Regions from separate parts of the Homo sapiens genome. Here all the other regions are linked to region 1. The links are chromatin loops, found by intact Hi-C in ENCODE. Cell type or tissue: B cell. All regions are shown on one strand. Links, peaks and the distances in the headings refer to the core of each region. The heading gives the core; the rest is flanking DNA. Region 1 has its middle 150 kb from the start of FOXN3-AS2. Region 2 overlaps FOXN3 (forkhead box N3). Region 3 overlaps FOXN3 (forkhead box N3).

The links. Hi-C counts contacts between places; a loop is a spot of excess contacts. Peaks named below come from ENCODE experiments on the same cell type or tissue, not always from the same donor. Only the 100,000 strongest peaks of a DNase experiment are listed, where the experiment ranks them.
Region 2: it touches region 1 in a loop (16-fold over the local background); 1 of 110 quality-filtered maps calls a loop at or near these places.
Region 3: a loop joins it to region 1, with 20 times the contacts of the local background. A loop is called at or near these places in 1 of 110 quality-filtered maps.

Annotation. Positions count from the first base shown.
Region 1 is chr14:89,717,885-89,724,827 of GRCh38, reverse strand. No RefSeq gene overlaps it. Among named protein-coding and RNA genes, the nearest start is that of FOXN3-AS2, 150 kb to the right of the region's middle. In B cell, for the core only: no CTCF peak of the experiment used is centred there; DNase peaks (open chromatin) are centred at 2,777, 3,807, 4,697, 5,267 and 1 weaker place; H3K4me3 peaks cover 2,615 bases; H3K27ac peaks cover 3,543 bases.
Region 2 is chr14:89,380,310-89,387,252 of GRCh38, reverse strand. The region is part of intron 2 of FOXN3 (forkhead box N3); the gene reads left to right. Among named protein-coding and RNA genes, the nearest start is that of FOXN3, 33 kb to the left of the region's middle. RefSeq lists enhancers at 1,081-1,130, 1,181-1,250, 2,922-3,121, 3,132-3,301, 3,362-3,481 and 1 more. In B cell, for the core only: no CTCF peak of the experiment used is centred there; DNase peaks (open chromatin) are centred at 886 and 3,042; H3K4me3 peaks cover 590 bases; H3K27ac peaks cover 3,094 bases.
Region 3 is chr14:89,332,717-89,339,659 of GRCh38, reverse strand. The region is part of intron 3 of FOXN3 (forkhead box N3); the gene reads left to right. Among named protein-coding and RNA genes, the nearest start is that of FOXN3-AS3, 14 kb to the left of the region's middle. RefSeq lists an enhancer at 38-307. In B cell, for the core only: a CTCF peak has its summit at 3,198 (motif pointing left); a DNase peak (open chromatin) is centred at 3,159; H3K27ac peaks cover 552 bases.

The sequences.
Region 1 (6,943 bases), core at 1,125-6,124:
CTCTGAAAATGCCTACATAACAAGATCCAGACGTTGCGTTGAATCCCAAATGGTAAACGGCCAACGGCATTTATACAGTATTACCTTGCTGAAGCCGTAAAAAGTCAGCACATCTGAAAAGACACCGTGCCTAAATCCGAAAGCAGAGAAGAAGCCAACACAGGAAATAGGTGGCTCTTTCCATCATAACATACTTCTACAGGGTGGGAAGGTAGTTCCGTTTTCTAGAGAATACCAGCGTGAACTCCAATCCCTTCTTAAGGAGGCAAGTAGAAAGAATGAACCTAAATTATCCTATTGATGACTAAATGTTACATTTAGCTCCCGGGAGTCCATGCCCGGAACAGAATTTCAAGGAATCACATTGAGCCTGCTGGCCAACCGGGACCTGCTGCAAACTTGAGTAAACACAAGGTTTCCTAATAAACTGCCTTTCTTAGAAATCTAAAGTACTAAAAACCCTAAGTTCAGGAAAACTTGAATTTCTCAGAGAGGCAGAAAAAGGGATCAAGTTGCAGAACAATAGCGCTAGAAAGAAAAACCAAATGCACCTGAGGGCAGATAGTTAAAGGAGTTGGAGAAATTACATTTCAGAAAAATATGTTTCGGTGGCCAATTTTGTCTCTAGCTTGGAAATGTACTTGGTCCCATGAATAGGTTGACTCTTGCACAAACCCTGTTTACCTGGCTTGGTTCAAAGTTGTGACTTTTACTTCCCATGTGACTGATGAATTTGACAAGTTTGCCCCTGGCCCTGTGCTGAGCACTATGAAGGGGCAAAGAATTATAAGACCTGGTTTGGGGCTTGGGGGTGGGGAATGGGGGTTCAAAGAGAATATGTACAGCAGCAGCAAAGGTAGCAGTGTGCTGGTGGGTTTAGAGAGAGATTTTTGGTTTTGTTTTTGTTTTTTTTGAGACGGAGTCTTGCTCTGTCACCCAGACTGGAGTGCAATGGTGCAATCTTGAGCTCGGCTCACTGCGACCTCCGCCTCCCAGGTTTAAGCGATTCTCCTGCCTCCCCCTCCCAGGTTTAAGCGATTCTCCTGCCTCTGCCTCCTGGGTTTAAGCGATTCTCCTGCCTCAGCCTCTCAAGTAGCTGGGATTACAGGCACCCACCACTACTCCTGGCTAATTTTTGTGTTTTTAATAGAGGTGGGGTTTCACCATGTTGGCCAGGCTGGTCTCAAATTCCTGACCCCAAGTGATCCACCTGCCTTGGCCTCCCAAAGTGCTGGGATTACAGGCGTGAGCCACTGTGCCCAGTCTAGAGAGAGGTTTTAATAAACTTAGAGTTTAGTGATCTGTGTGGCCTGGGACAGAAAGTCATCTTCTCATTTGCTTGGTTACTCAGAGTAGCCTATCAGGAGGATTTGGGGCAGGGCCAGTGGTGCAGAATCATTCTTGAGCTACAAATATCAAGAAAACAGGATCTAGAAAGATGAATGAAATCTATTCGTGACTACCTTGGCAGCATCCAAAGTCACAGAGGGGCAAGATACTACTGTGCTAGGAGGATGAATGATGACTTTAATTTGTAACCAACATAAATAAAAATAAGTTTCTGACTAGATGTCTATCATCACATCACCTGAGCATGACTGGATGGATTTTCACTGTATTGGAGGGAACATTTGAATTTATAAAATGGCCTTAAAATATGGGCTTGTGGGGGGTGATGGTGGGCTGACTACCAATGAAGAGATGTGCCATATGCATTATGGTAGGTCAGGGTCTCGCAGACACAGTCTCGCAGATGGGGACTAGTATGCCAGAGTTTATAAATGAAGTGCTCCAGGGGAAATGAGGGGGTGGGAGGAGGAACAGGCTGGATGGGGAAGGGAAAGGAGCCCAGCAAGACAGCCACTTCAGGCCAAGTCCCAGCCTCAGCATGGCTCTACAAAAAGCAGTGGAGTGTAAGTTACACCTCTGATTGTATCCCAACTCCAGGCACCCCAGAGCTGGGCTTTCATATTCTGCACCAGTCAGCCATTGGCCAATGGCCCCCTAGGGAGGACCCAAATTTCCAGGTACATCTGTCACCAGTCTTTAGAAGAGAGTCATTAGAAGCAGGCATAGAAGCCAAGGGAAGGGGCCAGTCTTGGTGGCTCACGCCTGTAATGCCAGCACTTTGGGAGGCTGAGGTAGGTGGATCACCTGAGGCCAGGAGTTTGAGACCAGCCTGGCCAACGTGGTGAAACCCCGACTCTACTAAAAATACAAAATTAGCTGGGTGTGGTGGCGCATGCCTGTAATCTCAGCTACTCAGGAGGCTGAGGCAGGAGAATTGCTTGAACCTGAAAGGCGGAGGTTACAGTGAGCCGAGATCGCACCACTGCACTCTAGCCTGGGCAACAGAGCAAGGCTCTGTCTCAAAAAAAAAAAAAAAAAAAAGAGAGAAGCCAAGGGAAGGACACTCAGAAATGGACAAAGGATTTTCAGGAGAGGGCACAGAGCCCCTCAATACAGTGTTCCCCATGCGTATTAAGACCTGTGGGCAGAACAAGGAATAAATGTTTCAGATATGAGTCCAAAATCCAAGGACACGCCCTTCAACTTGCAGACACTGGTTTCCAGTTGAGCTGCTTCTCACATGGGCAACTCTAGCCAGCTGGTAACAGCAGAGATTTGTGTACTTGGTAATGTTTTTAAAAAACAGCTGGGGATTGTCTGGGCAACGCTGGAGGCCAGCTTCTGTGCAATCGCACGGGCCTGCTGAGCTTGTCCCTCTCCTCCTGCTGTCCCCAGAGGGGCAAACAAGCTTCTTTCTTATTCAACCTATGTCTTCCTGAACTCTGTTTCTCTCTGACGTGGCTGGAGAGACTAAGACAGTTCTCATTAAGAAGACTACATAAGCAAGGCCTAAATTATGTGCTACAAATCCTGCAAGAGTGTCATGAAAATGGAGGTTGCTCAGGACTGGAGGAGCCGCGGAAGGCTTTTTATGGGAGATGGGACTTCATTTTGGCCTTGAAAAGCAGCAGAGCTTAGTAGGTAGAAAAGAGAAAGAAGGGCATCCCGGCAGGGGGGTACACATTGAGCAAACGGCACAGAGGTGAGACCTGACGTGCACTTTTATGGCACAAAGTGAAGACTGTCTTAGCTTAAGGGAAGAATCCCAGCCCAGAAGGCTGACAGTCGGTCACCCTGGGTCTGAAATTTGGGTCATGGTCTTAAGCCATCTACCCCTCTGCTGCTTGGTTCAGCTTCTTTCTGATTCTCTGCCTAATTCCCCCCTCAGACTGGCTTTCCATCAAGCTGTGTCGGGCTCCAGACCATCCTCCTAATTAATACATGCCAGGTCCCATGAGTTGACAAGCTTTCAATACAAAGAAATAAATGATATAAGCCAGGATGAAAAGCAGAACAAAATAAAGATAGCAGGGGGTGTTTGGAGTGAACAACATCATGAAACGGGCCAATTTCAGAGACTTTTTGGAAAAGCGGAAACCTGATGTGTTAATTAGGAGTCTATTTCCATAATAAGACTGCTCAGAGGAAGGTAATAGAAGAAACAAAGGGGCAGTGGCAGGGACTGGTCAGGCAGGATGGAAGTTACAGCTTAAGGAGAGGGGAGAGGGCTTATTATTGTCTGTTGTCTTCTGTATCTCTGGGGTCTGCTGGCTCCATAAGACAGGGGGCTGCCCCTTCTTTGTTTTGTAAAGCACCGTGAATAAAGAGCTTCGGGTATAAATAACAATGTGGTTTCTGGCCCCAAGACCCGATTCAACAGGAAGTACTGCAGCCTTACCAGCTCCAGCTGGTGGTAGATTTTGACTTTTCAGGGCATACTCTATTCAGAGGAACTGTCTGCTGCTGAGATGAGCCAATATAGTGGTTCAAAACAAGAGGAAGTGTGGCAAGGAAGTGAGGTGCCAATGCACCCGCAGTGAGGGAAGGGCACTTGTGAAGCCGGAAGCCTTCATCTGGCCTCAAGCAGCTAGGTTTGGGGGATTCGAGCAAGGGTGCTGGAATCAGGTAGATGTGGGATCTAACCCCCAGCTCTGCCGCCTGCTGGCTCTGTGGTTAGGCCTTCCAACTGGTATGCTGAGCTGAGAAAAGACAGTGTATCTTCTCCACTACTGCCAGATTGATTTTTCAAAAGCACAGCTTTGAGCATCTCTTCCTGCTGTTTGGAGATGGCAGTGGCTCCCAACTGCCTAGCAGAAGCCAGTCCACTGTGGGGTTGGCCAAGTTCTGCACTTCAGGGACTTTGACTGAGAGGGTGAACCCTCCTAAACCTCGTGTTCTTCTTCATGAAGCAAGGATGATAATAGGCACTGTATTGTTGGGCCACTGTGAAAGTTAAAGGAGATAATTCACGTAAAGCATGTGGCACATCATAAGTGCCCCACTAACAAGAATCTTCACGACTGGTTAAGAAACTGCTTGAGTGCAAAGCCCCATTCTTCCTTTACCAGATGTGACCTTGGGTACATTTCTTAATTTCCCCATTGTATTAGTCCGTTCTCACATTGCTGCAAAGACACTACCCCAGAATGGGTAATTTATAAAGGAAAGAGGCTTAATTGACTCAAGTTCAGTGTGGCTGGGGAGGCCTCAGGAAACTCACAACCATGGAGGAAGGGGAAGCAAACACGGCAGGAAGGAGAATGAAAGCCAAGCAAAAGGGGTTTCCCCTTATAAAACCATCAGATCTCGTGAGACTTATTCACTACCACGAGAACAGTTGGGGGAAACCACCCCCATGATTCAATTATCTCCCACCAGGTCCCTCCCACCACAAATGGGAATTACGGGAGCTACAATTCAAGATGAGATTTGGATATGGACACAGCGAGACCTTATCACCCATCCTCAAACGCTCACCTGTAAAACAAGGTTGTTGAGAGGATTCGATGAACTGATGTATCTAAAGCATCTTGACCAGTACTTAGTGCTCAATAATTTTAGTTTTATGACATCATCATCATCATTATCACTGCTTCCTCCATCACCATCATGATGATCATTTAGATCTGGGAGAAAAAAAAGAAATAAATTGGGAATATACTTATTGAAATGAGTCCCTGAAGTTGCTCTGGGGGTCTAGGAGTGGAGAAGGGGGCTGAACGCCTCCATCCCTCCTCTCCACAGATACTTCTGGTAGGGCCTGGGGTAGTTGGGACCAGTGAGGGCTTCAGGGACTGGGTGTGCCTGTTGCATCTGGCTGTTTTCTCCTGGCTTCTGGATCTAATGCTGGGCACCTGTTCAACCCAGGCCAACTGGAAGGTGGGGGTCAATCTTGCTGAATGAGACTATGGTGGTTGTGGTTGTTAGATAGAGGACACGTGCTTCCTCTTTCTGCTGTCATGAGAGTCCCTCAGGGAAAGTTCATGACGAGGTGAAATGTTACTCTGGTCTCCTGTTTTTCTTTTTCTTTTTTTTTTTTTTTTGGAGATGGAGTTTTGCTTTTGTCGCCCAGGCTGGAGTGCAATGGCGCAATCTCGGCTCATAGCAACCTCCGCCTCCCGGGTTCAAGCCATTCTCCTGCCTCAGCCTCCGGAGTAGTTGGGATTACAGGCATGTGCCACCACGCCCGGCTAATTTTGTATTTTTAGTAGAGACGGGGTTTCTCCACGTTGGTCAGGCTGGTCTCGAACTCTGGACCTCAGATGATCCGCCCACCTCGGCCTCCCAAAGTGCTGGGATTACAGCATGAGCCACCGCGCCTCGCCTGTCTCCTGTTTTTCTATCTGAAGGTAATGACCACTTCACCCATTTTGTGTGATGTTGGCAAGGCTGCCAACAGTGTGACCCCACCCCATTGCTGCGATATAATGCAACCCAAGCAAAGTGAATCAAAATCATTATAGGGAGTTTGCTTGAGAGCTAAGGGTAGGGGTAGGGGTGGAGGGAAGTGTCCTTCTCCCTTGCCCTAGGATGCAGAGATCTAAAGAACACAGGAGGCTGAAGATGCCAGACAGGGGTCCTTGCAGCCGTGTTGGAGAGATTGGAGAGATTCTGCTTGAGAGTGAAGTCAATCAAAGTCAAAAGACAGAGCCCTCTTATCATTGTTTGAGCCACTTGATACAGCTATGCCTGAAGGTGGTCACCCCCAGACTTCCCAGGTACATGAACCAATTAACTCCATAAAGCTGATTGAGTTGGATTTTTGTCACTTGTACTAATGAGTACAGTGCCTTTATTTGCAACTGTGAGAAATTTGCTTCATATGCTTTAAACTCATTTGTGTTAGGAATAATTAGGTTTTTTAAATTTGTGGAGGGGCTATCTAGGAGTGGGGAATAGAAAACTGAGATGCAACAGAAGGCAGAGAAGAAGCTGATGCTTTGCACTGAAGCCTTGGAAAAGATCAAGGAAGCTGAGAGCTGGTAGCCAAGGGCCATGGAACAGCCAGCTGTGTTGATGGAAGGGAAGAAACAGGGTCACCTGTGGGAGGAGCAGGCAGCACAGGCAAAGACATTAGGCTATAGTGTTTATGGATAAGGACCTATATAACCTTCTATGTGGTGGCACAAATTTGGCAAATCACTACTCAGCTATATTAAGCCAATTCGATAAAAATTACTCAAAGCATCTCAATCAAAAAGGCAATGTCAACTTGGAGTCACACAGCCCTGGGCTTAGGGCCAGCTTTGGGACAATCTAGTTGAGTGACATTAAGAGAATTATTTGACATCTCTGATCCTCAGTTCCATTTCTGCACCATAGGGATAATAATGCCTTCCTCACATAATAGGTGATGATGGTACTGTTTTATTCAAGCTCTTCCACACCTCTGGGACCACAATAGAAAAATGAGAAGCAAGACAACCAACAACTCCATTCCAAAAAGTACAAAGCACATGCAATATGTGCACGAAGAATCAGACATAGAAGGAAAAACAGGGCCAGGCACAGGGGCTCGCACCTGTAATCCCAACACTTTGGGAGGCTGAGGGGGGTGGTTCACTTGAGTCCAGGAGTTCAAAACCAGCCTGGG
Region 2 (6,943 bases), core at 784-5,783, 340 kb after region 1:
ACAGAATTTTGCTCTGTCTCCCAAGCTAAAGTGCAGTGGCACGATCTCGGCTTACTGCAACCTTCGCCTTCTGGGTTCAAGTGATTCTTGTGCCTCAGCCTCCCGAGTAGCTGAGACTACAGGTACACCACCACATCTGGCTAATTTTTTGTATTTTTAGTAGAGATGGGGTTTCACCATGTTGGCCAGGCTGGTCTTGAACTCCTGACCTCAAGTGATCCACCTGCCTCGGCCTCCCAAAGTGCTGGGATTACAGGCGTGAGCCACCATGCCTGGCACCCCCCAATTTATATGTTGAAGCGCAAACCCTCAATGTGGAGCTAATTAAGGTTGAGACCATACGGATGGGGTCCTAATCTGATTGGATTGGTGGCCTTATAAGAGGAGGAAGAGAGATCACTCTATTCATGCACGCACACCAAGGGCAGTCCCCATGAGCACACAGTGAGAAGGCAGCCGTCTTCTCACGAAGAGAGTCCTTACCAGGAACTGAAGCTGCTGGCACTTTGACCTTGGACTTCCCAGACTCCAGAACTGTGAAAAAGTAACTTCTGTTGTATGAGCCACGCAGTCTGTGGTATTTTGTTCTGGTAGTCTGAGCTGACTAATAGAGTGTGCTTTGGCTCTAATTAGATGATGATTTGTTGAGCTGGCATTGATTGAGCCCTTGTTAGGTGTTGGGCACTATCTTACTTAACCTGACCTGTCTAATCTCTCAATTCTCAAAACCACTTTAGAAGTTGGTTAAGTTACTTGCTAAGTTCCCCTAGCCTAGTAGTGCCAGGATTAGAACTATGACTTCACGTTGCAGCCCTGTGAAATGGCACCTCCTGCAGTTGTGCAGGGCAGGCCTCTGCGGCTGTCCGTGGACGACCTTGACAGATGGGAGACCACATGTGTGTCCCTGACTCCAGTGCTCCTGCTTTCACTAGAGAGCAGATGACACACTCCTCGATGTCAGGGGAGTTGCCTTATATTTCATTTCTGGTGGCACTTAGCAAGTGCTCTGTGCACAGGAAGCAATTAAAAAATAATTTTTGGTTGGTTAATTTTCCCCAAACACTTAGCTCCTCCTACATCTGGAGAAAGAGTGAAATTTTCACCCACCCTCCCGAGCTCCCCCGTGTGCATCCTCTGAGCTGTTTGCTGTCAGCGAAGGCATTTGCGTGTCAAACCTACCCATAAACTTGCTGAGTTGACAAAAGCAAAGAGAGATCAAGTTTTCAGTTGTTGGAGAGTAGAACCGTTGTGAGTCTGAATCTGCAATTCTTTTATTCTCTCAGTGAGTAGAAGTGAGTCTTTGTGAGGATGGCCTTCAGCCAGTATCTTGACACCTCAGTTACGTAAGTAGTTCTCATCTTGTTCTCCTCTTTTGCTTTTTTCTCCCTCTCATGTACACTCACAGTAAGAGGCCTGAGAGAACGTTAGCCAACTCCTTGTTTTTTGAGACAGAGTTTCACTTTTGTTGCCCAGGCTGGAATGCAATGGCATGATCTTGGCTCACCACAGCCTCCGCGTCCTGGGTTCAAGCAATTCTCCTGCCTCAGCCTCCCAGGTAGCTGGGATTACAGGCATGTGCCACCATGCCTGGCTAATTTTGTATTTTTAGTAGAGACAGGGTTTCTCCATGTTGGTCAGGCTGGCCTTGAACTCCCGACCTCAGGTGATCCATCTGCCTCTGCCTCCCAAACTGCTGGGATTACAGGCGTGAACCATGGCACCCAGCCCTCCTTTTTTTTTTTTTTTTTTTTTTAAATGTTTGCCTCAGCTTTTGTTATTCAGAGAGAAATTGGTCTCATCTGCCTCAGGACACGGATGGCTTTACCTATAATTAATTAAGCCTTTTCCTCTCTGAAGTTGATGGGTTTGGACTTTTGAAAAAGATGGGCCATGTGGCATCTTAACTTAGGCTCAAGGTGATAGGGTTATAGATTTTAGACCTCCCGGACCCTCTCTATAGATATTGGCCAATATTCTTTATTAGCATGTTTATGTAGGTATTAGCCAGTATTCTTTATTGGCACATTTATAATTTATACCCCACTTCCTTTTCATAGGGCTTGCCATAAGACATATAGGTCACAATCAGGTCGCTAAGGTAAAAATTGAAAATAGACAAATGCAGTAGAGAGAGGGGAAAGCAAATATTCCAAATTCTTGACCTAATATATTTGTTGTGATTGAGTGCCTGACAGCCAAGGCAAAAATGGAAACTCGGCAGATTCCATAATTCTCCTTCCCTGGTAAGATGCCGACTTAGGGGAGAGACATAATCTCCAGGTGCAAGTTTATAAAAAGATTTCATTGTAAGGCTGTTTCTCCATGGGATATAAAACCATGTAATTTACAACACGTACAGCAACCTTAGCTCCAGTTCAGAGAGCCATCAAGGCTGTTGTTCCTGCCATTAGTCATGACCTTATCCTTCTCTGCCCCTAGCTAAGGCCTGTTCATCCTGTAGACTTTGACAGCCATCATCGCCTCCAAGAAGTCTGCCATGATTCTCCCTGCTCAGGCTGGGTCATGTCCCTCTTCTCAGTGGAACCATAAGACAGGGCTTATTTTTATCTCTGCATCTCTGTATTGCTTTATATATATATTTTTACAACTAGATGAGGTATTCCTAGGACTCATTCCTGGTATTGTGGTAGGTGTGGGGCTGATGTTTGTTGAAGAAAGGAAGTTTTTTTTAATCTAGATTACAAAAACAGTTTTCCAAGTGGATGAAACCATGTTATATGAATGAAAGTCATTAGTTGTTTTTTAGTGTCTGCCCATAGTAAGTAGCTTGTCTGTGACTCAGAATTGTATGTTCCTGGTACGTATTAGAAGAGCTGGTTGTCAGATGCAGACTCAGGAGACTTGGGTTCTGGTCCTGATTCTTCCACTAAGTAGAACTATCACTTCAGCATTTCACAGGCTTAGTTTCTATATCTGCAAAGTGAGCACAGTGAAGCAGGCTGGTGGGCGCAGAGGTGAGGAGTTGATCTCCTCTCCCACATGCCACGCCCAGGGCAGCCATCCATCGCTGGCCACAGCTGTCATCCTCAGCTGCTTCTGTGAGCACCATTCTCAGAAGCCACCACCAGTCCCTTGGGGCTGGCATCAGAGAAGAAGTCTGTTTAACATCTGTGGAAAAGGTTACCTTTGAGGTTCTTTCAGCTCTAATGATTGTAGCATATCCCCTGATGTTCTCTGTTATCACTGTAGTGGGCTGAAATGTCCCCCCCCACCAAATTCATGTCCACCTGGAGTCTTATTTAGTGACCTAATTATTTTAAAATAGCATTTTTTTTTTAGCTGGGCATGGTGGTGGGCACCTGTAATTCCAGCTACTCGGGAGGCCGAGGCACAAAAATTGCTTGAACCTGGGAGGCAGAGTTTGCAGTCAGCTGAGATCGCACCATTGCACTCCACCCTGGGCGACAGAGCAAGACTCTTCTCAAAAAAAAAAATGAATACATAAAAATAAAAATAGGGTTTTTGCAGATGTAATTGGTTAAGATGAGGTCAGAATGGATTTGAGTGGGCTCTGAAGTCATTGACTAGCGTCCCTTACGAGGAGAGGAGAGGAGAGGAAAGGAAACAGATACGTGGGGAAGATGACACAGGAAGAGACTGGACCAATGCAGGGGTGAGCCAGGGAGTGCCAAGATCGGCCGGGGGCCGCCAGAAGCCAGGAGGAGGCAAGGAAGGATGTTCCCCAGGTCCTGTCGGCTCCTTGATTTCACACTTCTGGTCTGTGAGAGAATTTCTGTTGATTTAAGCCACCAAGTTTGTGTTAATTTGTGATGGCAGCTCTGGGAAACTATTGAAAGTAATGGCAAAAACTGCAATTATTTTTGCACCAACCTAATTTGGTGCAATACACTCACCTCTGATTTTTGTCGTCATTTTGCCTGCTCTATCAGGCTAGTGTGTCCCTCTTCATGTCTGCCTGGAGAAGCCTCATGCATTGGAAGATGTCTTTTTTGCCGTGTCACATGTGGTAGAACCTGACATTTCTCTGCCTGTTCGTGAACATTTAGACATTGATAAAAGCTCATTTTCCCAATTAATAGATGAAAGCATATGAATTACTTTATATTTTTGAGGGACATATGTTTAGTTCAGACTCCCTGAGGTCTTATTCAAATTATCAAAAAACCTGGCTACCGCAGTGTAATTCACAGATGGTACTGACTCTAGCCAAAAAAGGAAAAAAAAAAAAAAAAAAAAAAAAACACCACCCAAAACTGTGCTCCAAACACAAAACTGCTTGAGTGTTCTGAGCAATAGAGTATCGAGGGAATGGTGTTGGGTGGATCCCTGCTGGGGAGCCTCCTGCTACTGCTTCTCCCGTCTTGGACCCAGGAGGGCACTTCCTCCAGCTGGGGAGTTTCTTCACCGTCCCTTTCACGTACATGTCATCATCAAGGAGACCTCCAAGCTTTTGTCTGTGTTTTCTGTGCCTCAAACACCATCCCCTCTTTGCCAAGCGGTTTCATATGTTATCTAAAGAGCTCAACACTCTGTAAAGTGGCAATGATTGTTCCATTTTATGGATGAGGAAACTGAGGGTCAGAGAGGCAATTAGGTAACCGATCACAGGTGACACAGCTAGGAAGGAGCAGAACAGAATCTGAACTCAGATCCTTCCTATTCCCAAACCCACGTGCTTCCTGCCCCACCTGAAAGGGCATTTGTGGGTGGGGTAGGGACAGTGGCTTGAGCCAATGCAGATGAGTATAGATGCATTTGGAGAGAAAACTTGTAGAAGTGGAGAACATGAGGGAACAGAGATGGGTTGGCATAAGAGAAGGCCAGAAAGATAGGAAGGTGCCATGTTGGGAAGGGCTTGACTTTCAGGCTTGGAAGTGAGGGTGTTTTGTGTCTCTACTGGGGAACATTTGAAGGCTTGGAGCACGGAGAGGCATGGAGTGTGGGAGTGGGATTTGAAGTATAATGAAGTAGAGTGATGGGTCAGCGGTCCAGCCGGGTTATAATGAAGGATGGAATTAGGTTGGCAGCAAGGTGTACACTTGGTGACACCAGACCTACTGTCACAGAGGTAGAACCCACAGGCTCTGATGATAGCTGTGGGGGTCATAGGGTAGGCAGACAAGGAAGGGAAGTAAGAATCTAGGTTTAAGTCTGCTTAGAGGCGAGGGGAATAGGGAGGAGAATGGATTTGGTCTGACAAGCAGTGGGGCAAGGTGATGAATGGGTTGTGGTCTGGCCATGATGGACTCAAGGGGCCAAAGGGTCATCTAGAGAGGATAATCAATTGACAGGCAGATGTGTGGGCTGCAGACACACCAGGTCAAGCTTAGGAGTAGTTGAGAGGATCAAGCAAAGGGCCTGGGGCATTGCCGCCCCTCCCTCCGTCCCTCCCTTTCCCCTTCCCTTCCCCTCCCCTCCCCTCCTTCTCTGTTGCCCAGGCTGGAGTATAGTGGCATGATCACAGCTCAGTGCAGCCTTGAACTCCTGGACTCCAGAGATCCTCCCATCTCAGCCTCCTGAGTAGCTGGGACCACAGGTGCGCACCATCACACCTGGCTAATTTTTTTAATTTTTTCATAGAGATGGGGTCTTCTATGTTGCACAGTCTGTTCTCAAACTGCTGGGCTCAGGTGATGTTCCTACCTCTGCCTCCCTAAGTGTTGGGATTACAGGTGGGAGCCAGCACACTTGGCCTGTACCTTCACTTAAGCAAACCTTTTTTTTTTTTTTTTTTTTTTGCTTTTTGAGGCTTTTTTTGGGCTGCAGGTGCAGGGCCTAGCCAGACTTGGCAGCACACTTTACATGGCCAGGATGTCGGGCAATGTTAGAATTAGTTGGAGAGGGCTCTTATGGTTATGTCACCAGATGTTGGAAAGGCTTTAGTTATAAAATTAAAAACAAACCTATCATCTGTGTGATTTTGTAGGCCTCGGGGTTCGAGGTATCCTGTGAGTCACCCAAGGAATCCTGGGAGTACATAGTCCACAGTAGACAATTATTATTGCTATTTGTCAATAATATCTGAAGATGACTGTTACCTTTGTGGTGATTTATCTTAGAAGGAGGCTTTTCTCCTGTGTTTGCTGAGTTTGATTTGAGTCTTTTTTTTTTTTTTTTTTTTTTTTGAGACGGAGGGAGTCTCACTCTGTTGCCCAGGCTGGAGTGCAATGGCATGATCTTGGCTCACTGCAATCGCTGCTTCCTGGGTTCAGGTGATTCTCGTGCCTCAGCCTCCTGAGTAGCTGGGATTATGGGCACACGCCACCACACCTGGCTACTTTTTGTATTTTTAGTGGAGATGGGGTTTCATCATGTTGGTGAGGCTGGTTTTGAAACCTTGACCTCAAGTGATCCATCCGCCTCAGCCTCCCAAAATGCTGGGATTATAGGCATGAGCCACCACGCCTGGCCTGACCACACCTGGCCTGATTTGAGTCTTAACATGTAGAGCTCTGGGCATCTCAGGACTGGTTTTGCCCCTTGTCCACAGGGGAAGCATCTTCAGTAGTGATTCTAAATGTGACTTAGAAAACTGCCCATGGTCTGTGAGGCTGACAGTGTCATTGCCTCCGCTCTTTATAGGACGGGGTTGTGGGCACCCTGGTGCGTGGCCTCAGCATGCTGAGTGAGAAGCAGGTGATTGCTGATACGACTTATAAGGGGTGTGGTTCCAGTCGCCTTCATGCTGGGCGCACAGACGGGCACGGTGTACGGGCTCACTGGACTGCATGGTCAACATGGAGGTCTTTCTGAGTTGTGCAAAATGTTCTTCTCAGGAAGCTTGACTGCTGTTTGATGTTAACATGATTGAGGAGTTTAGGCTTGACTAAAGTCCTTTGGTATCCCTGTGAAATAGGACTTTGTGTTAGTACATTCTCACACTGCAAATAAAGACATACCTGAGACTGGGTAATTTATAAAGGAAAGAGGTTTAATGGACTCACAATTCTGCGTGGCTTGG
Region 3 (6,943 bases), core at 843-5,842, 380 kb after region 1:
TGACTCTGGCTTCCCCGCCTGCCCGATCCTGCCCGCAGTAGAGCAGGAGTCAGAAACTCTGTCCTGGGCCTGTCTCCCATGAGCTTTAGTGCCCCAGAGAGGTCCTTCTGCCTCCCCAGCATTGGAAGGAGCAGGATCCGAGAGAACCACACGCTTGCCCTGGTGCAGACGGGGACTGGAGGGTCTCCATGCTTCCTCCCAGCTCCTGCAGGTTGGCCAATGTCGCAGCAGGCTCAGAGCAGATCTTAGTTAGGTCTAGAAAGAGGCTCAGGTTAGAGCCTCCCTGGGCCACTCACTAGCTGTGTGACCTTGGACATGTTACCTGAAGCCTCTGGTCCCTGAGCCTCTGTTTTGTTACTCATTGTGGCATAAGAATACTTGTCTTAGGCTGGGCGTGGTGGCTCACACCTGTAATCTCAGCACTTTGGGAGGCCGAGGCGGGCAGATCACCTGAGGTCAGGGGTTTGAGACCAGCCTGGCCAACGTGGCAAAACCTCGTCTCTCCTAAAAAGAACAAAAATTAGCTGGGTATGGTGGCAGGCACCTGTAATCCCAGCAACTCACCCAGGAGGCAGAGGTTGCAGTGAGCCGAGATCGCACCGTTGCACTCCAGCCTGGGTAACAAGAGTGAAACTCTGTCTCAAAAACAAACCAACAAAAAGAATACTTGTCTTAAACGAGTGCTTTAGGGATTAAATTAAGTAAAATGATGTACCAAATGCCTAGCCCTTGTGCCTGGCCCAGGGAAAGTCATTGAATTTGATTTCTCCTTCCTCACCATTGCCACTGTCTTTTAATAATTGTGCAGTCTTGTTTCTGCAAATGCTGCATACCAAATATTTTTTTTCTTTGAGACAGAGTTTTGCCCTTTCACCCAGGCTGGAGTGAAGTGGTATGATCTTGGCTCACTGCAGCCTCCTCCATGCCTCCCTGCCCACCCCCAGGTTCAAGTGATTCTTCTCCCTCAGCCTCCGAGTAGCTGGGATTACAGGCACCCATCACCACACCTGACTAATTTCTGTATTTTTAGTAGAGACGAGGTTTCACCATGTTGGCCAGGCTGGTCTTGCACTCCTGACCTCAGATGATCTACCCACTTCGGCCTCCCAAAGTGCTGGGATTACAGGCGTGAGCCACCGCGCCCAGCCGGCTGCATACCAGTTTGGCCCTTATATATATGGTTTTGTATTGTGAGGAATCTTTTTATACTTTATGTTCTGTGCTTTCCCCTAGATTTAAGATCTGTGAAAACCAGGACTGTTTGCAAGTTCTCCTGGTGCTATAAACTTCACATGTAGGTGTTATTCAAAATATATTATTTATCAATGATTTCTCTTAGAATGCATAGCATAGATTATAAGAGTAGTGAAAAATATTTTCCTTTAGTTGCTCTGGGATGCCAGAAATCATTGGCTACCCTCCTCCCCTTTACAGTCACAAGTCCAGATGTTTGGAGGGGGAGGGAGAAGCTGGACTCTATGAAAGACAATTTAGCAATTTTGCAGTGTTGGTGTTTCTGACCTTCCATCTACTTCCCCATCTGTCTGCCAAGGTCCGAGTGTCCCTCTGGGTATGCACGAGGCCAGACTGTTTGGACCTGGTCATTCTTCAAGCCTAAGACAGGCTGCCCAGGGATAGAAAGGTTATAAATTCCAGGCTGTTGACTCCAAGGCACCAAATATTGTCACAGGAGGAAACTTTTTTGCAGCTGCTGTAGAAAATGTAAATGTGGCTGGGCACGGTGGCTCACGCCTGTAACCCCAGCACTTTGGGAGGCTGAGGCAGGCAGATCACCTGAGGTCAGGAGTTCAAGACCAGCCTGGCCAACATGGTGAAACCCCATCCCTACTAAAAATACAAAAATTAGCTGGGCTTGGTGACACGTGCCTGTAATTCCAGCTACTCAGGAGGCTGAGGCAGGAGAATTGCTTGAACCTAGGAGGCAGAGGTTGCAGTGAGCTGAGATTGTGCCACTGCACTCTAGCCTGGTGACAGAGCAAGACTCCGTCTCAAAAAAAAAAAAGAAAAGAAAAGAGAATGCAAATGTGCTGACGGTGGTGCAGGCCAGGAATTGCTCCAGCTTTGTCTTGTTCATTATTCCTTTGAAAAGAAGCCTCCCTCTGCTCCTCTGTACATTTCTGCGGAACTGGCACTTGAAAGGTAAGGCGCCGGAGCTCTCCCTGCCCCAGTCATAATGGGAAAAGTTTTCACCCCAGGCCAGCCCAAACACTCAATTGTGTTCTTTCTCTACCAGATACATAATCCGTGTTTAAATCTCTTGGCAGTCACTCATTAGTTTTTTTCCCCTACATTCTTTTCTTCTTTGATGAGAACAAAGCCCGGCTCCTCCCAGCTCCCAATCTTGCTTTTCTCTCCCAGGAAATCTCCCTGTCGCACTTTGATCCCATAGGAAGAAAGTCACCCAAATGCTATCCTTCTCTACCTGCTAAAAGAGGAAGATCGCAATTCTTTGTACTACCAAATCTGTGTGCAGAACTCACAAATCTGTGGTGCCAGAGGTCCTGATTTTTCTGGAGGCATTCTGGCGGCATACCATGGCCTGACTACCTAAGGACCCCTCTCTTGGGCACCTCCCCCTCCCTGATTTTTAATGGATTGTTCTTGAGAAAGGAAGGATTGGACATACGGTGACTCCAATGGAATTTTATTCTTATTAAAGCCCTTTGAAGTTCCCTCTTTCTAACACCACCCTTTCTTACCCTCACCCCTTAGATGTGGCATGTTCCATCATCAGAGTTGTTGAAGTTAAAGTTATAGGAAAACCAACCTGAATTTCTCTAATACAACTCTTTGATGTAGAGTAAAACAAAAATCTATTTCCATCCGATATTCTAGGCTTCTAAGAAATGAACTATGAAAGTAAGCTGTTTAGCACTATAGGACTGTAAAGAATTTTAAATTTATTTTATTCCATCTGCTTTGGACTCCAAACCATTCTGGATTTTGATTGAGAGGCAGAAAACCAAGCATTTATTGGGCACCTACTGTGTGTCAGACTTGGTATACAGACAGCATGTGAGAGGCTATCACGTGCCTATAAAGAGCAGGTCACACAGCTTGCAGATGGCTGAGCTGGGACCTGAGCCGGCCTCATCTGACTGTTCTGACCCCATAGCCTGAGTTCTTCTCAAGGTAATTTGCCACCTTGTGGTCACTGTCTTCTGCAGAAACATTCTTCGATGAGCTTTGGAAAGGAAGAATGACATATCACTTGTTAAAAAGGAATTTAGGGTTTGTAGCATAGTGAGAGTAAGAGAGATGGGAGGTGAGAGTTCCTGCCATTGGAAACTGGCAATGGTGAGGAAACAATGACAATTAGAGGGAGAGCCATGGAAATTGATGGGGGAGGCGTGGGGAGGAAGCAGAGAGGATTCTGTGTGGATGGATGAATGGATGGATGGATGGATGGATGGATGGATGGAGGCACCGTTAGGAGAATGGGGAAGGGGTGACTAAGGATTATGAATGTGTGTGTGTGTGTGTGTGTGTGTGTGTGTGTGTAAGGATCACTTCTGTTTTAGACAAAATCGAAAAGCGAATGTAGGGTGGGGAGAATCACACAATATTTTAGGGATTATTTATACGTTTGTTTAATAAGAAAAAAAGAGAGTCAAACCTCACCATATTATAAAGCTTTCTTGCCCATGAATTCTTCTTAGAGCAAATGAGGGTTTCCTCTTGTTTTGTTCCTCTTAAACTCTCAGTCATTTTGGGAATAAATGTCTATACTTCAGCTATCTTTCTAATCATTTCTTATATGTATTTGTTTTTGATATGTCTGTAGGGAGAACTGACAAGGACTCTCACCATCTTTTGAATTTAGTTTTTTTAAAAAAAATTATTGTTGTTAGAGCAACATATTTTGTTAACATTCTTTAAAAATGAAAATCTCTCTAACCACCGTCCTGAATCTCTAATATTGTACACAGTAAATATTTGTGAAATAAAAATGAATAGATATAATTAGCATCCTTTTATTTGATATTGAAGTCATAAAATGGATTAAAGACACAGGGTTAATTTTATTTTGTTAAGGAACAAGCAGTGAAGATTCTTCCAAAAATGCCTGGCTGATTTCTGGTTGACCCAAGTGTATAAAAATTAAGCTCTAAATAATTATCAAAATAGTGTCTGTAAATAGCATATTTGCTGAGGCAAGACTTAGATCGTAGGAATGATGAGCACTGTTGGTCATTTTGGCTGTGCCAAGTTCAATAGACCACTTGTGGCCAAACGCTACATGTGAGGATGTTTTCAGTAATCTAAGCAGGTGTAGGAATGACACTCAGTTTGAGAGACTCAACTGAAAGTAATGTGCTGGACCACTGAGTTGTTTTACAATTAGTCTTGGAAAACTTGGGGGTTTTTGGTCCTTCTGTGCCCCCAGCTTTATTGAAATATAATTGATGAATAAAAATTGTGGATATTTAAGGCGTACAGTGTGATGTTGTGATACACACATTGTAAAATGATTACCACAGTTTAACATATCTATTACCTCATATAGTTACCATTTGTGTGTGTGTGTGTGTGTGTGTGTGTGTGTGTGTGTGTGTGTGTGATATGAAAATAGTTAAGTTCTACTCTTTTTCAGGTCTGTAATCCCAGCACTTGGGGAGGCTGAGGCGGGCAGATCATGGGGTCAGGAGTTCAAGACCAGCCTGGCCAAGATGGTGAAACCCCATCTCTACTAAAAATACAAAAATTAGCTGGGTGTGGTGGTGCACGCCTGTAATCCCAGCTACTGGGGCGGCTGAGGCAGGGAATTGCTTGAACCTGCGAGGCGGAGGTTGCAGTGAGCTGAGATCGCACCATTGCACTCCAGCCTGGGTGACGGAGCAAGATTCTGTCTCAAAACAAGGAGCAAGATTCTGTCTCAAAACAAAACAAACAAAGAACAAAACAAAACAAAACAAATCTACTCTTTTATTAGCAAATTTAAAGTATAAAATACAGTATTATTAACTGTAGTCTCTGTGCTGTAAATTAGGTCTCTAGGGCTTTTATTTTATTTTATTTTATTTTATGTTTGATGAAGTCTTGTTCTCTCACCCAGGCTGGAGTGCAGTGGCATGATCTTGGCTCACTGCAATCTCCACCTCCCAGGTTCAAGCCATTCTCCTGCTCCAGCCTCTCGAATAGCTGAGACTACAGGTGTGCACCACCACACTTGGCTAATTTTTGTATTTTTAGTAGAGACAGGGTTTTGCCATGTTGGCCAGGCTGGTCTCAAACTCCTGACCTCAGGTGATCCACCTGCCTCATCCTCCCAAAGTGCTGGGATTACAGGCGTGAGCCACCACATCCAGCCAACTTACTCATTTTATAACTGCAAGTTTTTACCCTTTGACCAACATCATCTCGTTTCCCCCAGCCCGCCTCACTCCCCAACCCCAACCCCTGGTAACCACCCTTCTATTCTCTGTTTCTGTGAGTTTGCCTTTTTAAAATTCCATATATAAGTGAGATCATGTGCTATTTGTGTTTCTGTGTCTGGCTTGTTTCATGTAGCATGATGTCCTCTAGGTCCATCCATGCTGTCAAAAATGGCAGGATTTCCTTCTTTTCTAAGGTCAAGTAATATTCCTTTGTGTGTGTGTGTGTGTGTGTGTATACCACATTTATATACATATATATATATATATATATATATATATATATATATATATATACACACCACATTTTCTTCATTAATTTATCTGTCAGTGGACACTTTGGTTGTTTCCATATTTTGGCTATTGTGAATAATGCTGCAATGAAATTGAGAGTGCCATGCAGATATAGTATCTCTTTGAAATAGTGACTTTATTTCCTTTGGATATATACCCAGAAGTGGAATTGCTGGATCTTATGGGGGTTCTGTTTTTTTTTTTTTTTTTTTTTTTTTTTAATAGTCTCTCTGTGTTCACCCAGGCTGGAGTGCAGTTGGCGCCATCTCGGCTCACTGCAACCTCTGTCAAGCGATTCTCATGCCTCAGCCTCCCAGTTAGCTGGGATTACAGGCAGGCGCCACCATGCCTGGCTAATTGTTTTGTATTTTTAGTAGAGATGTGGTTTCACCATGTTGGCCAGGCTGGTCTCGAGCTTCTGACCTCAGGTGATCTGCAAGTGCTGGGATTACAGGCATGAGCCACCACACCCAGCTGTTCTGTTTTTAATACTCTAAGGAACCTCCATACTGTTCTTCGTAATAGGTGCTGAGCCTTTTTTTTTTTTCTTTTGAGACGGAGTCTCGCTCTCTCACCCAGGCTGGAGTGCAGTGGCGCGATCTTGGCTCACTGCAACCTCTGCCCTCTGAGTTCAAGTGATTCTCCTGCCTCAGCCTCCCGAGTAGCTGGGATTACAGGTGCCTGCTAATTTTTTTTTGTATTTTTATTAGAGACGGGGTTTCACCATCTTGGCCAGGCTGGTCTTGAACTCCTGACCTCGTGATCCACCTGCCTCGGCTTCCCAAGTGCTGGGATTACAGGCGTGAGCCACCGAGCCCGGCCTGGTGCTGAACCAAATTACATTTCCACCAACAAGGTATTAGAGTTTCCTTTTCTCCATGTCCTCACCAGTACAGACAGTCTTTCTGATAGTAGCCATTCTTACAGATGTGAGGTGGTATCTCATTGTGGCTTTATTTGCATTTCCCTGATGATTAGTGATGTTGAGCACCTTTTCATATACCTGCTGGATATTTGTGTGTCTTCTTTAGAAAAATGTTTATTCAGGTTCTTTACCCATTTTTAAACTGGGTTATTTGTGGGATTTGTTTAGTTTTTTGTTTTGTTTTGTTTTGCTGTTGAGTTGTATGAGTGCCTTTCTATTGTGGATATTAACTCTTTATTGGATATGTGCTTTGCAAGTATTTTCTCCGTCCTGTAGGTTGCCTTTTTCATTTTGTAGACTATTTCCTTTGCTGTACAAAAAACTTTTT